2 separate regions of the Homo sapiens genome follow, and region 2 is linked to region 1. The links are chromatin loops, found by intact Hi-C in ENCODE. Cell type or tissue: ascending aorta. All regions are shown on one strand. Each heading gives the region's core, and the rest is flanking DNA. Links, peaks and the distances in the headings are about the cores only. Region 1 has its middle 130 kb from the start of LINC01928. Region 2 has its middle 29 kb from the start of PIEZO2.

Region 1 (2,919 bases), core at 139-2,638:
GATCACGAGGTCAGGAGATCAAGACCATTCTGGCTAACATGGTGAAAACCCATCTCTACGGCCAGGCGTGATGGCACACACCTGTAGTACCAGCTACTCTGGAGGCTGAGGCAGGAGAATCACTTGAACCCGGGAGGCAGAGGTTGCAGTGAGCTGAGATTGTGCCACTGCACTCCAGCCTGCATGACAAAGCGAGACTCCATCTCACAAAAAATAAAATAAAATAAAAAATAAAGAAGATACTGACTTCATTGTATGGAAGAAAAATAATGTTTCCACTAATAAAAAATGTTCAGAAGGTGACAGGAAGAGGTAGATCTTAGGATGCACCTGACCCCAGCTCCTAGCAAACCTCAGGGCTTTTCTTTTACTGTCACCTGTCTCCATGTGGAGAGAGGGACAGAGACACTCTGGGCAAGGATGAAAGGACCATTCACTTCATCCTCAAGCATCTGAAGCTCCAGTCTCAGAGTTCCTTCCTGCTCAGCATCTTCTTACATCATCACTCATAAATCTACTTTTAATGTTAAATGTGATCAAGATTATCGCCCATCATAATAGACATGTTCCACAAATTTAAGCCCTATCTCTAGAAAGGCTGTAGACCATCATTTTGCTCTGAATCAGCAACGGTTTTGAGATTTTTGTGGCTTTTTTAGCCCATTGAACTAGCATGAGTCAGCCAGTCATTTTGAAACTGACAAAAGAGAAATTTGACTTTTGAAATTTTTTACACTGTATAGCACAGTGACTGTCCCTTGCCACCCTGCCAGCGTCCCACTGTCCTTGAGTTATATCAAAGCTACATATGTTGTGGGCCGGTCTGAGGCATTGTGGGCTATTTGATCCTTGCACTCTTCCACATAACCACCTGACACATGAACTGTGAAAATCTCAGTTGAGTTTGTTTAGAAAACCCTCACATGAGAAATACTCTTGGCTTTCTGAAGAACAGTCAGCAATTTCCCAGAATTTAATAGGAGTCAACAGGATTATACCATCATGGATATATGTCTAGCTAACTGTGATACAATCTTCTGGAAAAAAATAATGGAATTAATGTAAAATACTGGTAATGCCTGATATTTGACAGAACAGTAACACAGGGCCAAATATTTTTTTAAATGTTACGTGCTTGCATCCTTGGCTTTCGGGGTGAGGGGATTGAAAAGACTAATCTTTAAGATTTCTTCTCCTGAGAGCAATCCTAGGACTCTGAGACCACGTTTCCCAGTGGCTGCAGGTGACTGCTAAAGCTCCAGTGACCTCTTGATTTGAGACTCAAAGCTCTGTGTCTTGTCAAGATCAGCCAGGGCCTGGCACACAGGAAAATGTTTGCCTTCATGGCAGATAGTTGTTGAAATCTTACACCCTCCCATGATTATTATGGCGAAATCTTACACCCTCCCATGATTATTATGGCAGGCAAAACCAAACAACCCTTGAATCATAAATTTTAAACAACTGAAAAAATGCTTTCAGAGCCAAGAGAGGCTTTGATTTTTTCCCTTGTTGAAGATTTTTATCAAATGAGATAGAGAGCATTATGCTTTCTTCTTAACCATCATCTCCAAGGAGTTCAAGAAATTGTGGCTGGGTAGAGGCCCTTGGGATTCTCCTTTAATGATTAAATTAAAGAATGATTTGAAATGACTTTTTACATATAACTAACAATAATATTAAATTGTTGTTAAGTTCTGCATATAAGTATTACATCATGAAATACACCTAGAATGTTATATAACACACATAATATGTAAAGGAGCTACTTGTTTTATCTCCTCTTTGCAAATGAAGAAAGGATGCTTTAGACAGGTTGGATAACTAACCCAAGGCCACAAGTAACTAATCTGCAGAACTGACCTACCTGCCTCCAAAGCTCGGATCTTAACTACTATACTATATGGCAACCCTGGGAAAATAGAACAAAAAAACCTAACTTAAAAAGATACAACATATATCTGAGTTCAAATCCAACCTTCATCACTAACTCACTTCAAAAAGTGAGATTTTTGACAAACCTCACTTTCTTTAGTCACGAAGCTGAGGTGAGTTTTGAATGAGATAACGTATACAGTGGCACTCAGCAGAGTACCTGAACAAGATTAACTTGTTAATTGTTAACTTCTTTCCATTAAAAAATGAGATTTTCTTGGGGCAGGTGTGAACATCGCAGCTAGTGAGTGAGACTGCCTAAGCCCTCACTGCCCAATACGGTGGCCACACGGCTAGTTAAATTTAAATTAGATTTAAAGTTAAAGAACAACCTGTGTAAAAAATAAATACTACATGTCATGGAGGGATCTGTAAACACCAAGAGGAGTATGAGTCAGAACAACTGTGTGAAAGATAAGGTCAGATGGAGATAAATCCCTGGGGTGCCAAGAAAGCCCTGGGGGTGGGGGCGTGGAAGCAAAAGACAGCGGGTCTCTGCGAGTCACTCTTGTTCAGTCTCAGGACCCTGGGAGACACTCATGGTTTCCTGGGCTTTTTCCCAGGAATTTGGCATTGAACTTGATGTTAATCTGAGGGAGTTTCCAGTTCCTGGCTGCGAGGCTGGATGAGGACACGTGGCCCCGAGGCACAGAGAGCCCAGGGCTGTGGGCAGAGAAGAGTCAGAGCCTCAGGGGCCTCGCCCTGTCCAGAACTCCACGTGACATGACGCCCCACAGAGCGAACCTCTGACAAACAAGCATGGGGCCCGTGTTGCCCTAGTGGATGGAAATGGACGTGGGAAGCAAGGTATGGTACAGATGCTGCCTTAGAGAGAAAGATAATTACAGGCAAAACTGAGCTAGACGACTCTGCTCCAGTTTGAAAAGTTTGCCATTTGAATGGCAAAGACTGAACAGCATATAAGCGTCCACTTTCTGACAGTAACCACCTACATATGGTCAATTGTAACTATTTACACTAATA
Region 2 (2,919 bases), core at 246-2,745, 150 kb after region 1:
CCGTCCCCACGCACCCCAGCCCAGCATTCATAATAATGACTTATGCACTCTGAGATGCTGTGCCCTAAACACACCAGAAAGCTGCTGAGTGTTTGACAGGTCCATAAATCATCATGCCCAGGCGGTTTTGCACCCTGTGGAGTCACTGGCCCTGGGGTTTAAGCCCTGGGTTTCATTGCCTGCTTTAGAGGGCGAAGCCAGAAAATCTCCTTTGGATGTAGCTGTAACTTTCTTGTTCATGAAGCCTACTGCAATCTCATGCCAACCTGGTTTTTCCTGTGGCTCTCTTGGACACTCGTTCCTTAAGCCATAGGTGTTGTGGCATGAAGATTTTATTCTATAGGTAACGCAGTCCTTCTGTCCTTGCAACTATGAGCTTTAAGGAGAGAAATGAGGTTTCCAGATGAAAAAGAATGCAGAATGACCAGTTCCTACAAAAGGGCAGTATCTTTTCCTTTTATTTATTTATTTATTTTATTTTTATTTTTATTTTTATTTTTATTTTTAGGGACAAGCTCTCTCTGTCACCCAGGCTGGAGTGCAGTGACATGATTATGGCTCACTGCAGCGTCAACCTCCTGGGCTCAGGCAATCCACCCACCTCAGCCTCCTGAGTGGCTGGGACCACAGGTACACACCACCATGCCTAGCCCATTTTTGTATTTTTTGTAGAGATAGGGTCTCCCTGTGTTGCCCAGGCTGATCTCAAACTCCTGGGCTCAAGTGAGCCTCCCACCTCAGCTTCCCAAAGAATAAGGATTACAGGCGTGAGCTACTGCACCCACCCTATTTTATTTATATTTAATTTACAAAGCTCTACATGGTACCCCTTAGGTCCTGGCATTAGTAAGGCCCCACAAAGGGTCATGTGGACCATTCCCTGGGTAGTCCCCTATAAGTCCTCACCTTCCACACTCCCACTGCAGTCATCTGTGACAGCTGCCACATGGCTTCTCCTGTCTGCACCAAGCAGAGGTGGCAATGTTGGAGAAATGCCCACCTCGACGTCAGTTGGCTCCACTGTAAAACCACGTCTCTGACTTCAGTTGGTACGTAGCTGTGGGCGTTCATGCCGTCACTAACCCCAAAGGAGAACTCTAAATGGTGACTGTAAAGCCTCCTGGGATTCCTGTGAGCTGGACGGGGTGCTTTTACATGGCCTCACTGTCCTGAGGCAGCAAGTTAGTTGTGAAAGGGCACCAGGCCCCAGAGCCACAAGAAAGGCTGCATTGAACCACGTGTGTATTTTCTTATCTCTGCCGAGCGCCAGTGTAACCAAAACTTGTCTGTTTCTCACATTACAAAATCCTAAATAAGCATTCTATCAGGCCCCTTAAATTAGAAACCTCATCAACAAGACGTTCAGCCAGCAACCTTGCCATTGCGTAACAAGGATGGCTAGCCACCCACACCCTCCCGCTCCATGGAACCTAGACTCAGCCAGCTGTGGGTTGTGCTGGGCAGAAATCGTTGTGTCGGTTACTCTTGCTGTTTGATTTATTCTCCTGGTTGATTTAAGTCAGAGAAAACTGTGACAAAGTGACAAGGAATAACACAATCAAAGGACCTGGATGCAAAAACTGCTGGACCACTTATGTCTTCAGGGATTTTCTGCAGCAGTGAATGACATGGGCTTGGCAATTCCCCTTGGGCCCTTGGGGCCACTGGCAAACTCCCTGATGAGAAGAATCACAGAATCAAAATACAATACATATGTTAATTCTTCAAAACATTATCTGATCATGTTACTTTATTTACGTATGGAGCTTTTTTTGAGTCCTCTGCAATCAACCTCTCCACTTCTTCACTGAAATGCGATCATCCTTAATTCTTCTCTGTTCCTTACCCCCACATTCATTCATCTTTCTTTCCAATTTTAACTAGGATCTTTTTCATATTCTGTCTCCAGGATCAGTACCATTCCAGACTGTTGCTAGAAAAAGTATTCTGGGGCCGGGCGCGGTGGCTCAGGCCTGTAATCCCAGCACTTTGGGAGGCCGAGGCGGGCAGATCACGAGGTCAGGAGATAGAGACCATCCTGGCTAACACGGTGAAACCCCGTCTCTACTGAAATGCAAAAAAATTAGCCGGGCGTGGTGGCGGGCCCCTGTAGTCCCAGCTACTCGGGAGGCTGAGGCAGGAGAATGGCTTGAACTCGGGAGGCGGAGCTTGCAGTGAGCCGAGATCACGCCACTGCACTCCAGCCTGGGTGACAGAGCAAGACACCAGAAAAAGAAAGAAAGAAAGAGAGAGAGAGAGAGAGAGAGAGAGAGAGAGAGAGAAAGTAATCTGAATCGCAAATCTGATGAGGTTCCGCCTCTCTGCGACCCCCTTTAGGGCACCTCCATCCAGCAGAGGAGCCGGACTCTCCCACTTCGGCTCCTGGACTTCTTACCCCGGCCTTCCTGAGGGCAGCCTGACCTCAGTCAGAACCACCTTGTGTCCCCATCGGAGTCTTTCCTGTCTTTGCAGATAATGAAGGTCAGCCAGATTCTCCCACTCTCCTTGTCTCTCACAACTCAGATTAAACCTTCTCATCCCTCTCTCCCTCCTCATAACTATTAGCACTGATCTCCACCACAGCCAGGCAGAAATCAGGGCGAAACGTGTCATAGCTCTTGGCCATTTGGTCACCTGTGCCTTCTCTCTGCTAATCCAGCCCCTTGAGGACAGGATGGGCCAGGTCTATGGCACCCGAGAGACGGGGTTCTGCTGTTCTCTGGGCTTGATCGTGGTCATCTGTCTGACCTCTTCCTCTTTGAATAACCTCCTCTGTCAGCCAGAGATGAAGTCACCTGTCTTGCAGAGTTACTGTTAGGATTAAATGAAACAGTGTAAACATGTTTCTAACATAGTGCCTGCAAAGCAGGAAGTGCTCACAATGATTTCTGTGTTAATGTCCTTATTCCAACAGACTAC

What was found. Peaks named below come from ENCODE experiments on the same cell type or tissue, not always from the same donor. Only the 100,000 strongest peaks of a DNase experiment are listed, where the experiment ranks them.
Region 2: a loop joins it to region 1, with 14 times the contacts of the local background. A loop is called at or near these places in 3 of 110 quality-filtered maps.

What each region holds. Positions count from the first base shown.
Region 1 is chr18:11,323,161-11,326,079 of GRCh38, reverse strand. No RefSeq gene overlaps it. Among named protein-coding and RNA genes, the nearest start is that of LINC01928, 130 kb to the left of the region's middle. In ascending aorta, for the core only: no CTCF peak of the experiment used is centred there; no DNase peak of the experiment used is centred there; H3K27ac peaks cover 375 bases.
Region 2 is chr18:11,177,508-11,180,426 of GRCh38, reverse strand. No RefSeq gene overlaps it. Among named protein-coding and RNA genes, the nearest start is that of PIEZO2, 29 kb to the right of the region's middle. In ascending aorta, for the core only: no CTCF peak of the experiment used is centred there; DNase peaks (open chromatin) are centred at 1,136 and 1,216; H3K27ac peaks cover 2,500 bases.